Regions from separate parts of the Homo sapiens genome. Here region 1 is linked to region 2. A link is a contact called in ENCODE Hi-C or POLR2A ChIA-PET data. All regions are on one chromosome and are shown on one strand. The core of a region is the stretch at or near the end of the contact, and the rest is flanking DNA. Distances in the headings are between cores, read along the strand shown.

Region 1 (6,682 bases), core at 1,385-3,884, 540 kb before region 2:
CTCAACAACAACAAAAAATGTCTTTTGTTTATTTTTATGTCTGATTCCAAGGAGAGTTGAACTTATTTAAAGTGGGTCTTTAAAAAAAATCACTTCAGATGTTTGTTTCTTTTGAATTTTCCATTGGTATTCATTTTCTTATTTATTTGCAAGCACTTCCTACATAGCAAGAATAACAACATTTTGTTTTCATGTGTGTTGCAAATAGGTTTTCCCAGTTTGCCTATTGTTTTTTAACCTTGCCCGTTTGGAATAGCTTCAAGCCACATCATCTGATGGGAATGGAGGTCACCCTAACAGTGATACTGCAATGTCACTAATTCAATAACCACCAAATTTACTGCTAATAATCGCCAACATTTACTGAACATGCACCATATGCTTCATGTGCCATTAATCCACAAAATTACCCTATAAAGTAGGTACTATTTTTAGTTTCATTTTGTAGATGAAGAAACAGAAATAGGAGAGGCTAAGTAATGTGCCTAGTTACCCAGCCTAGTAAGGGATGGAATGTGGGGCTTGAACCCAGCCCTGACTCCTAAGTCCAGTTTCCAACCCTGCACTGTCCAATACAGTGACCGCAGGTAGCTATAGAGCACTTCACATGTAGCCAGCCTGATTTCAGAGACCAAGTGTAAAAAAAAGAATGTCAGATATCTCATTATTAAAAAATTTTTTTTTCAACAGGGTCTTGCTTTGTCACCCAGGCTGGAGTGCACTAGTGTGAACACAGCTCACTGCAGCCTCAACTTCCTGGGCTCAAACGATCCTCCCACCTCAGCCTTCTGAGTAGCTGGAATCACAGGTGTGTGCCACCATGCCCAGCCTCTCATTATTAATTTAAAAATTGGCCAGGTGTGATGGCTTACGCCTGTAATCTCAGCACTTTGGGAGGCTGAGGCAGGCAGATCACCTGAGGTCAAGAGTTTTGAGACCATCCTGACCAACAAGGTGAAACTCTGTCTCTACTAAAAATACAAAAATTAGCCGGGCATGATGGCATGCCTGTAATCCCAGCCACCCGGAAGGCTGAGGCAGGAGAATCGCTTGAACCCAGGAGGCTGCAGTGAGCCAAGATCGCACCACTGCACACCAGCCTGGGCAACAGAGCAAGACTCCATCTCAAAAAAAAAAAAAAAAGTGCCTACTGAAAAATTGTTAACATGATTCTGTTTACATTTCTGTTGACAGCATCTTCTATCCACTTTCCTACATAATCATCCTTCACTTGGGTGAAGACAGTCTGTGTGATCACCTGAGTCTTCTCTTCTCTAGTTATATCAAAAGGCTTGCGCCTTTTAAATCTGTTGATAAACTGAAACCTCCTTGCTTCCTGGTTTTCTTACATGAATTGAGATCATCCCAGGACCTCACTGTCTTGAACAAGCTCAGTTCTCTCCACTCTTCCTCACAGATGATTTCTCATAGGACCAAATTTTGTCATCCTTGTTGTCCACATCTCAATATTCTCCAGGTTATGGCTATCTCTATCCCTCTTGCCCTCCAAAATGAGACCACAGGCGGGGCACAGTGGCTCATGCTTGTAATCCCAACACTTTGGGAAGCCAAGGCAGGCAGATTCCTTGAGCCCAGAAGTTGGACACCAGCCTGGGCAATGAAGTGAAACCCCTTCTCTACCAAAAAAAAAAAAGAAAGAAAGAAAAGAAAATAAATTTTTAAAAAAGGGGAGACAATCCTCCAGAGAACCGTTGCAGATGTCCCAGAAAGGTGATGCTCCCAAGTGCACAGGGACAGAAAGTAGAATGGTGGTTGCCAGGAGCTGGGTAGAGGGGAATGAGGGAGTTGTTTCACGGGTACAGAGTTTCAGTTTAGGATGATGGAAGAGTTCTAGAGATGGATGATGGTGGTGAGTGCACAACCACGTGACTATTTAGTGCCACTAAACTGTACACTTAAAAATTGATTAAAATAAGCTTTATGTTGTGTACATATTACCACAAATACAATAAAAGAAATGAAGTTCTCATACGTGCTGCAGCAGGGATGAACCTTGAAAAGATTATGCTAAGTGGCCGGGCATGGTGGCTCACACGCCTGTAATTACAGCACTTTGGGAGGCTGTGGCAGGAGGATCGTTTGAGCTAAGGAGCTGGAGACCAGCGTGGGCAACATGGCGAAACCTGGTCTCTACCAAAAATACAAAAATTAGCTAGGCAGTGGTGGCAGCGCACCTGTAGTCCCAGCTATTTGGGAGGCTGAGGTGGGAGGATCACTTGAAACCCGGAGGTGGAGGTTGCAGTGAGCTGAGCGCCACTGTGCCCCAGCCTGGGCGACAGAACGAGACCGTGTCTCAAAGAAAAAAAAATAAAAAATAAAAAACCTTGTACTAAGCAAAATAAGCCGACACAGAAGGACGAATATTATATGATTCCACTTATACGAAATACCTAGAATAGGTAAATTCATTAGACAATTAGCCAAAGTGTATCAGAGGAGGTTGGGGGGATGCTGAGGGGAGGGGAAAAGAAAAAAGAAAATCAAGGGGTGGGAAGCAAATGGCTGCGGGGTAGAAGGGGAGTGGGCTGCCGCTTGGGTGTGTGGGCGTCAGGGGGAGACGGGACAGGCGATTTAGGCCCTGCGCGCAGGCGCCCCTGCGCTCCCGCCGTACGCAGCTGTCTTTGTCTGGGGCGGCGGCAGCGTGGCAGGAGCGAGGGGCGCCCCGACCCGTCCCCTCTGCCCTCCACTACCCCTGCCGGCTCCAGCCCGTCCGTGTCTCACCGTCTTTATTTAACAAAGAACGGAGAGACTATAAATGACCCTGAGCAGAGTGGCTGCGAGCAGGGCCCCTGGGGCGTCCCACGGGCGTCATCCTAGCCGCGTGAGCGCCGAGCTTGGGCACCGGGGGGGTTGGCGTGCTTGTACACTTGCTCCGTTTTCTCTGTAAGTACTAAGGATTCCCCTGCCGCCCTCTTCCTCATTTTCCACCATCCCAATTTACACAAGCATTAGTATTTTTTTTTTTTTTTTTGAGACGGCGTCTCGCTCTGTCACCCAGGCTGGAGTGCAGTGGCGCGATCTCGGCTCACTGCAAGCTCCGCCTCCCGGGTTCACGCCATTCTCCTGCCTTAGCCTCCCGTGTAGCTGGGACTACAGGCGCCCGTCACTACGCCCGGCTAACTTTTTGTATTTTTAGTAGAGACGGGGTTTCACCGTGGTCTCGATCTCCTGACCTCGTGATCCGTCCGCCTCGGCCTCCCAAAGTGCTGGGATTACAGGCGTCAGCCACGCGCCCGGCCACAAGCATTAGTATTTACTTCCGTAATTTCCCCATGCCCATGTAACATCACACACACACACACACACACACACACACACGTTTGCTTTTGTTTTCCAAGATGGCATCTAGTAGGCGCTTCTCTTTGTTTTGCTTTTCTAGTACACCGTGGAACCCCAAATCCCAGCTGGGATTCACTCTTTTCTAATGGCTGAACATTCATCCGGGGCATGAAGGCAGCTCAGTTCATTTCATCATTCCTTTGTTTCCTCTGTTTTGCCACCAGAAACTGCCGCGATGAATGTCAGTCCCCAGAGCCGGAACCGTTCCCGGTTTTCTCTACTTGGATCTGAGAACTCTGTCCCTCCAGCCCTGCGAGCGCTTTGCCAGGGTGACGGGCGGAAATGTCCCCGCATCCGTGCCTGCTTTCCCAGATGGGACCCTCCAGCAGTCCCCTCCACTGCCCGTGCTTCCTCCTAACCACTTCCCCCCAGCGACCGCGGAAGGCGCTTCCTCCCCCGCAGCGCGAGCCCCAAGCTCCTCCAGAGCCCCAGCTCTCCCCGCCCCCTTCCCGACCTTGTTTCATATGACCCCTCCCCCGCACATACTCAATTTCGTCTTCCCAAGGCGCCCACTCTCCACATCCTGATGAAAAAAAGAGCCGGCTGCTGTCCTATGTTATTGTCATACTTCTTTCCTCCCGTGCACTACACAACTTGAACAACTTTTTTTTTTCTTTTTTTGAGAAAAGGTCTCGAACTGTCGCCCAGGCTGGAGTACAGTGGCACGATGATGGCTCACTGCAGCCTCGCCCTCTCTGGGCACAGGTGATCCTCCTGCCTCAGCTTCCCAAGAAGCTGGTACTACAGGCGCGTGCCACCACTATTGGCTAATTTTAATTTTTTTTTAACCACAGGGTCTCGCTATGTTGCCCAGGCTGGTCTCGAACCCCTAGGCTCAAGGGATCCTCTCACCTCAGCCTCCCAAAGCGTGAGATTACAGGCGTGAGCCACCGCGCCCCGCGGTAAATACTATTCCAAGGAAATGGCACCTGAGTTTGAGGAGATTAATCGGGTTTACTGCAGGGAAGGAGCATTGGCCCTGGTGGCCAGAGGCAAGGGTACGAACCTGACCCTGCCCTTTCCCTGCCTGGTTCTGCCTTCAGCAAATTGTTCCACACATCTCTGGTTTCCTCCCCACATGATCCCAAGGCCCTGCTGGCTCTAGCCTTTGTGAGGCTAGAATTACAATTCCATTCCTCCCCAGCCACGCCCCATCTCTTGCTCCCTGTGCTAGCGCTTTCCCCAATCAGCCACACTTTCCTTTCCCATTCACTGAGCCTGTGGAAAGCCCTCTTATTCTGAATATCTAGATCCTATTCACCTTTGAAGACCCGACTTGGCCACGTTTCTTCCCAAAGCCTACTGCATGCCCTTTGTGGGAGGAACTGCTCTGTCCTTGCAACGCCACTGTGTGTAGTACTTTCTCTGTATCTTACCAGTGGCATCGCCCACTCTGCCTGGGGTGCTGTTCCATACTTGCCCTTCTTCCAGTGCCATCTATGTGTGTGGTAAGACCTCAGCATAGCACTTTGCCCACGGTAAAGGATATGGTTTCGGGAGTCCCAAGACCCGGGTCCACGTCCCAGCTCTGACACTAAATGTGTTATCTTGAACATGTCACATGGCCTTTCTGAGCTTAATTTCCCCAAATGTAAAATGGAAATAGTAACTTATTTCATAGTGTTGCTGTGTTGATTAGATGAGACATTATATAAGAAAATGCTTTGTGAACTGTAAAGCTATTTACACACATAAATAATAGTAAAGATAGATATTATTCAGATGCTGGCAAGAGGGATATTCTTTGCAAAACAGAATTAAAAAAAAAAAAGAAAAGAAGGCATGGTGGCTCATCTCTATAAACCCAACACTTAGCACTTAGGGAGGTCGAGGCGAGAGGATCACTTGAGCCCAGGAGTTCAAAACCAGCCTGGGCAACATAGCAAGACTCCCGTCTCTACAAAAATAAAATTAGCCTGGCATGGTGGCATGCGCCATTAATCCTAGCTATTTGGGAGCCTGAGCCCAGGAATTTGAGGTTACAGTGAATTATGATCATCCCACTGCACTGCAGCCTGAGTTGCAGAGCATCTCTTGAAAAAAAAAACAAAAATGTGGGAAAACTGTGGAAAATGAAAAAGACTTCTTGGTTGCCATCTCCAAATTTGGGGACTGATTCCTAATTATTCCTTTTAGATCAATTACCAGGTGATGTTAAATATACTGTAATAGTAAAAGCTAGAAATAATCTAACTTTTGAACAGTTGGAGGATGATGAAGTTATGGGTAATGGGAATAATATGTTATCATCAAAGTTAAATTTCTGAAGAATATTTAATGACATGGGAAACCAGTCATAATATAACATGAAAGCTAAAAAAGCAAGGTACTAAATAGTGGTGGAGAGGAGGTGTAAGAAGAGACTTTTCTCACCACCCTTCACAGCTTTCTGTTTGGCCCCTGAGTGGGGTGTCTGATGCCAGAGAACGTGGGACATATTCTAAGGCCTTAGTCTTACACAAATAGCTCACTCCCTGCCTCCCAAGAGACAGGGATTCAGAACAGGTGAACCAGGAGCCTAGAGCCTCAGGGGAGACCAAGGACTGTCCCAGATCCAGGCCCTGATTCTGTGGCCCAATGGCCTGACAATCTAAGGTCCTCTGTCTACCACTTCTTCCAGCCGGACTGTGGACCTCAAACATAACCTCTCACTTCCTGCTTTGACACTGTTTCCAGAGTGGGTTTATAGGAAAGACCTCCTCCAAAAAAGCAGGCTCCAACTACCAACACTAGAGAACTAAGCTCTAGCCAGGTGCAGTGGCTCACGCCTAATCCCAGCACTTTGGGAGGCCGAGGGGGGCAGATCACTTGAGGTCAGGAATTCAAGAGCAGCCTGGCCAACATGGCAAATCCCTGTCTCTACTTTTAAAAATACAAAAATTAGCCGAGCGTGCTGGTGTGTGCCTGTAATCCCAGCTACTTGGGAGGCTGAGGCATGAGAATTGCTTGAACCCAGGAGGCAGAGGTTGTAGTGAGCTGAGATCACACCACTACACTCCAGCCCAGGCAAGGCAACAGAGCGAGACACCGCCTCAAAAAAAAAAAAAAGAAAAGAAAAGAAAAAGAGAGAACTAAGTTCCAAAAAGAGGGGCCATGTGGGCCACAGGAGAGGACAAAAATGAGCTGTCACTGGTGGTTGGGGAAGTGCAAGGGGCTCCAGAGAGAAGGTGACATTTATGCTGGTCATGGGATGGTATTTGGCAAGTGGAGATATGATCATTAAAAGAAAGTTGTATTGTTATTATCTTACATTTCATAGTTCAGGATGGGGGAGGGGAGATGTTTTGTTTAAAATACCCTTTCTCCTCTTTTTTTTTTTTTG
Region 2 (6,053 bases), core at 3,069-5,568:
TGTGTATACATGTGTGTATATATACACATGTGTATATATATATAAGCTGAGCATGGTGGCAAGCCCCTGTAGTCCTAGCTATTCGAGAGGCTGAGATGGAAGGATTGCTTGAGCCCAGGAGGTCGAGGCTGCAGCGAGCTGTCAGCATGCCATCGTACTCCAGCCTGGGCAACAGAACAAGACCCTGTCTTTAAAAAAAAAAAAGTTTTTTTTTAAAGAAAAGAAATGAGGCAGGTTTGCTTTAGAAAATGAAAGCTGCTGATTTGGGCAGAAAGGCAGAAGATATGGAAGAAGGACCCAGCCTCAAGTCCCTTGTTCCTTGAAGATTAGAAGATTACTGCATTTGAAAGCATGGTGCATTGGTTCTCACAGCTAACTGCCTATTAGGCTCACCTGTGCAGATTTTACCCTCCGCCCGACCCAAACCCACCACCCTAAGGATTTTGAATCTCAGTATGTTCCAGCTGGGAAACTGGAGAATTATCTTTTTAAAAACTTCCAAGGTGATTCTGATGTGCTGTTAGAATTGAGAAACTTTTCTGTGTCTAAAGAACAATGGAATGAATGTGAGCCCGGGAGTGGCCCTAGGGATAATCTTTCCAACTCTTTTGTGATATAGGAGAGAAAACTAAGGCCCAGAGATCTCAGAAGCCAGACACTCCTTCATTCAGTAGTTACCGAGCATTGACTTTGTTATTCTAGGTGATTCAGACAATGCAAAGAAAAATACTTTCCTTGTCTTTGAAGAGTTTTTAGCCTAAGATCACATAGCTGGTTAATGCAGAGCCACAATTGGAACCCAGGTTTCCTGACGTCTTTTGTGTTTTTAAGCCTTTTGAATATTGTCATTGCCAGGCCCTCTTTGAGCTCCTGAAGCTCTGTAAATGGTTCCTCAACACTGTGGTAAGTTGCCTCCAAAGCCCATGGTTACCTTGTGCCAAAAGTCCCCTGCCTGCCTTTCTGCCTCATTACCAGCCTGGTATTCAACCACCCACTTTGCCTTAGGTTCATAGGCCCACAGGTTTTCAGTTGACTGCTTTGTTCTCAGTTCATTTTTAAGCATCTCACCTGGAAAAGGCCTGAAAAAGCTGCATAATGATTATTTTAGAAATGCAGTGCTTAGACAAAACCTGCCCCACTGGTGGTCACCCTGATCTCTTTGCTATTCTTTTTAATGAGTTCATAATCCTCCGGTTCATCTCACAGTGTTCTTGTAGACTGCATATTTTTCGGAGTTTTTCCCAGACCCCTTGGGGCAGTGACGTGCGGAGGGCAGGGAGCACTCCGCACCAATCAGGCAGAGGGTGGTGCCAGAGGGAAGGTGGAGGGAAGAGTTGTTTGCCCAGCACTGTGCTAGGCCAATTTTTGTATATTTTTTTCTTTAGTGCTTTTCAATAGCTTTGGGGGAGAAAGTTTCCACATCTGTAAAATATGGATAATAACTGAGGCTTAAAGAAGTTAAGTAACTTTCTCAAGTTTATGTAAACAAGTTTCATTGCTAGAAATCAAACCCTGGAAACTACTGACTGAAAGGTCATCCTCTTTTCCTAGTACCATATGCCACATCATATGTAAAACTTTTGATCTAGTCCAAACATACTTTTTGGGTAAGTGATTCTTAAATTTGGTTTCTGGTATTTTTCAGTAGGTTTTAGAACTCAAGGCTGCCTTTAACGATGCAGGAGAGATACAGGACTTTGGACAGGACTCTGGAGAGGAGGGTAGCGTTAGGTATTGGAGTCTGAGAATTGCAGTGATGACAGGCACCAAGCTCCTAGGCCAGCCCATTGGAACCAGGGGCCAACATAACTACTGTCCCAGTCCAGGGTCAGAACTTGGAAAACTCAGTGCCGAAGCATAAATGTTAACCAGAGGTCCTTGGGGAGTTGGGGTGGTGTGGGGACATGGACCTCTAGCTTAAGAATATCTCCTGGCTGGGCGCAGTGGCTCACACCTGTAGTCCCAATACTTTGGGAGGCCGGGCCAGGAGGATTGCTTGAAGCCAGGGATTTGAAACCAGCCTGGGCAACAAAGTGAGACCCCATCTCTACAAAAAATTAATTTAAAAAAGAATATCTCTTATATGTTATGCCAATTGGAGATTATAGATCTCTCCTTTTCATAGAATAGTCTCTTCTTATAATCCTCGATTAAAGCTTGAATTTTTATGTAGTTTTTTTGGATAACACTTATCTGGACCTCAGTTTTTGAATCTACAAAATGATAATTTGGGTTTATTGTGATGAGGAAATGGGAACATGTATGTAGATGACTTTTCTTCACTGTAGACTATTCATACAGATATGAGATGGGTATGAGACCCAGGATCCCTAAAAACAGATTGGTAAGAAAGGCAGTGTAGTTGTTGGGCAAAGGGAACAGTGATTTTTAGAGTGTGGAAAGCTCTAGGAGAAGGAGGGAGACCAGAGTGGGGATGCTGCACTGGAAGTGAGGTGGAAGGCTTTAGATTTCCTGGTGAGTAATCGAGGTCTCTGAGTGCCTGGGGTTGAAGGTTGAGGGAGTTCAAAGACTTGATGCTGACCTGGGATCTTACTGAGACCAGTCGCTGCCTGTGTGCGTGAGGATACCACCTTGTGCAATCTAGTTCAATGGTGTGTCACCAAGAGCCTGACCTGACACCTAAATGTGACGTAGTGTCCCTTAGAAATCATGTCATGTGATGTAACGTTTAGCTTGAGTCCTGTATTAGAACCAGTGCAACTGGGGATTGGCTTGAGGCAAGTTCCCAACTTGAAACAAGTTGGGAAACCAAGGCACCAAGAGAAAAAGTTACCCCTACAAGTCTGGACTATTCAAAACTGAAGCTGAAAGCAACCTTCTGACTCTGACTTTCTTATACTCTTACCCCATTTCTTTTCTTTTATCAAAACATGGTATTACCAAGTTCCCAAGAGCGAATTATAATTAAAGTAACCACAGTGTAAAGCTCATCAACCCAGAGTCTCGGAATGAGGTGGAGAGAAGCTAGTTAGAGAAGAGGTATTATGTAATGACCTAATTATGAGGCCTGCCATCTGCTTAGGAGTCACGCCTGCCTGGTTAGGATTCCCTGATTGTGTTTTTTAAGGAAGATGCTAGATTGTTAAAGGGGGTAGGGAGAGAAGGTAACTATACCAGAATCATTAGGGCCTTTCTTGAAGGAGGCGGGTGGGTTTTGCGGGGAGGGAGATGAAGCAGCCATGGAGGGCTCCTAAGCAGATGTTCCCCATTAGCTTGGAGAGCAGTGTAGAAGGTTAATTATTCTGTAAAAGAGGTTCCTTATTAGGGAAGGGTGGTCAGGTGAAGCTGGCTATCAGAACATGGCTGATACCCCAGGTTTACCTGGAGAGACAACTAAGACATTTTTTTTCCATTCAGGGGAAAGAGTGAGAAATCCACTTTATTTTTTTAAGTGGACATTTTGTGCTGTGGATGAAGATCCGTAGCTTGAAAAAATATCCAGAAACTTGAAAAAGTGGAACGAAGTCAACTTAGAATAGAAACACAAACCACAATGCTCATGGCACCTAGTGAGTTGCCTCTAAAGGGACTCAGGGCCAAGAATCAGATGAAAAAATTGTACACATATCAAGAAAGTGGCAGGTGAAGAGAGTGAGTCTTTGGACCCACTAAGGGTATAGCTCTAATGCTGAACGGGCTCTTTGGACTTTCAGCCATGAAGCCGAGACCCAGGAGGATGTGGACACACTGCTTGTACTGCTTGTACAGTAGACATACAAGGAGTGACTTTCAAGGAAATTATTAAACTTCCTGAACACTCTTTCAGAGAATCTTTAACAGAAAATCTCTTTGCCTTCAGGTTTCAAAAATGTGCCTATATTAGGGAGATCAGAGTGATTGGAGCATAAAGAGTGAATATCCCCAAGGAAGTAATGCTTCCCTAATTCCTGCCTCTACTTCCCACCTGTCAGGGAGCTTCTTTTAATTTACTTCCATCCTCTGCTCACCACCACACTCCAGTGTGAAAGCAATGTTGTCTTTTAAAGAATTAGTAATTCAAATCCCTGTATAGAATTTCGGAGGTTATTTGGTGTATTTCATATCCCTGAAGAATCACCAAAATGTGGCAAATGTCCAGCTCCAAAGGTGAGAGATGTTTATGTCCCTCACTTTCACTTTATAAATAAGGAAACTGAGGGCCAGTGAAGTATAGTGACTTGCTCAAGGTCATAGCTTGTTATTTGTGGAACTTGGACCACAACTAGGCCTCCTGACTCCTGATGGTTCTTTCTGTTGCCTTTTGGTATCTCTCACGTGGAGTTTTATTTGAATTGCTGCCAGGAGTTCTGTGGCTGTGGCAGTTACATATGATCACGGTGGGTGTAACTGCACAGTCAACAGATATAACCCTGTAGGGGTAATATGGGGCTCTCACTGGTGTCTTAACTTCCAGCAACAGAGTCCTCAGAGCTCCAGGGAAGAGTTTTGAGATGCTAGACATCAGCATTCTTTCTGTAAGTTTGCAATGACTTTGGAACAGAAAATTTTATTTCCACATCTGAGTCTGTCTCTTCTCTTCCTTTTGACCACCACTTCTTGTTGGACACTGTTTGTGGAGTGTGGACTAACCTTGTGTCTTTCACTTGATTTTTTTAACATTCAAACTTTTAGCTTGAGCAGACAGCTGGCAAGAGGTTTCTCTGTAGAATATTGAATAGCCATTTAGAATGTGGGTTATGATGTTCCGCCCTCACCCCCCAGTAGCAGGTCTTTTTAGGGGACAGGAATTTGCAAAGTCATTAGCTTCCTTCCCCAGACCAAAAGAGCCAGCGTGGGCAAACTTCCTCACCACCTCTCCCACCCCGAAACCACTGGTAGGGTTTATTTAATTTAGTCTTGTGCATGTGTGCACGCACACACACGCGCACACACACGCACACACACACGTGCACACACACGCACACACGGAGGTTTTTCATGTATAGAGATACTCTGATTCTATTCTAAGTGTTCTCAGTATACTGCAGTTTCTACTTCTTATTTCAAAGAGATCTGAAATATGTCCTGATCCTGGGACAGTGGTTCCCCAAACTGGCAGATGATCTGTGTTGTCTGTGAGGCTTTTGTAAAAAATAGATCCAGGGCCCCACTCAGGCTTGCTGAATCAGACTCTATCAGCATTTAGCTATTTATTTACTAAGTACTTTATCAGTGATGTAATACATATTTTGTAAATTAGGTACTTAATAAGTAGCTTATGAATTTTACAAAATGCAAAAGCCAAAATTTGTCTTTAAAAAAATATTTTTCACACGACACTGATTTATCTTCAAAAATGCACTTTTTTTTTTTTAAAGACAGGGCACTCTGTCACCCAGGCTGGAATGCAGTGACGCAATCATGGCTCACTGCAGCTTCAACCACCTGGGCTCAAGCAATTCTCCCACCACAGCCTCTTGAGTAGCTAGGACCACAGATGCGCACCACCATGCCTGGCTAAGTTTTTAAAAAATTATTTTGTAGAGACTGGGTCTCGCTGTGTTGCCCAGGCCGGTCTCAAATTCCTGGGCTCAAGTGATCTTCCCACTTCAGCCTCCCAAAGTGCTGGGATTATAGGCATGAACCACCATGCCCAGCCCAAAAAAGATCTATTTTTAACCTAAAGAAAGTGTTTTGCGTCAATTTTCAACCTGTTATCATAAATGTACATTTTTAAATTACTCCCTTTTTTGAAGCCCTGAATTAAAACGTTGCTCTGCAATTTAGCAATCTCATTTGACACTCGGCAGGTGGGCCAGTCCATTTTCAAATGGGCCATTTTCAAACGTATTTAGAGAATACTTTTCACTAGTCATCCTTATATTATTGCAGAAAAAAATACATTCACTCTACAATGCCACACTGATTGTAGTGCACTGTTTTTAAAAAAACAAAACCAGCTGGGCGCAGTGGCTCACTCCTGTAATTCCAGCACTTTGGGAGGCTGAGGTGGGTGGATCATGAGGTCAGGAGCCAACGTGGTGAAACCCCATCTCTACTGAAAATACAAAAATTAGCTGGGTGTGGTGGCGTGTGCCTGTAATCCCAGCTAC

What was found. Hi-C counts contacts between places; a loop is a spot of excess contacts on that map. ChIA-PET counts read pairs that join two places held with the same protein, here RNA polymerase II (POLR2A).
Region 1: a map of gastrocnemius medialis shows a loop between it and region 2 (2.9-fold over the local background). The contact joins the promoter of LINC01816 here to the enhancer-like site in region 2. A Hi-C loop is called at or near these places in 1 of 168 maps with a recorded cell type or tissue (gastrocnemius medialis). POLR2A ChIA-PET finds 5 or more read pairs at or near these places in 3 of 52 experiments (GM10248, RWPE1 and naive thymus-derived CD8-positive, alpha-beta T cell).

The regions. Positions count from the first base shown.
Region 1 is chr2:70,121,268-70,127,949 of GRCh38, reverse strand. It overlaps LINC01816 (long intergenic non-protein coding RNA 1816), which reads left to right and starts at 2,634. Exons shown (of 2, transcript NR_024444.1): 1 at 2,634-2,904; 2 at 3,525-3,914. RefSeq lists a silencer at 2,719-3,013 and enhancers at 3,340-4,145, 4,146-4,951.
Region 2 is chr2:69,581,241-69,587,293 of GRCh38, reverse strand. The region is part of intron 2 of AAK1 (AP2 associated kinase 1); the gene reads left to right. Among named protein-coding and RNA genes, the nearest start is that of AAK1, 59 kb to the left of the region's middle. RefSeq lists a silencer at 4,183-4,477. Within about 2 kb of position 4,318, at least 12 of the 41 ENCODE cell types and tissues checked have a DNase peak (open chromatin) inside an H3K27ac peak, as active enhancers do; they include gastrocnemius medialis, where a contact is called at or near this core.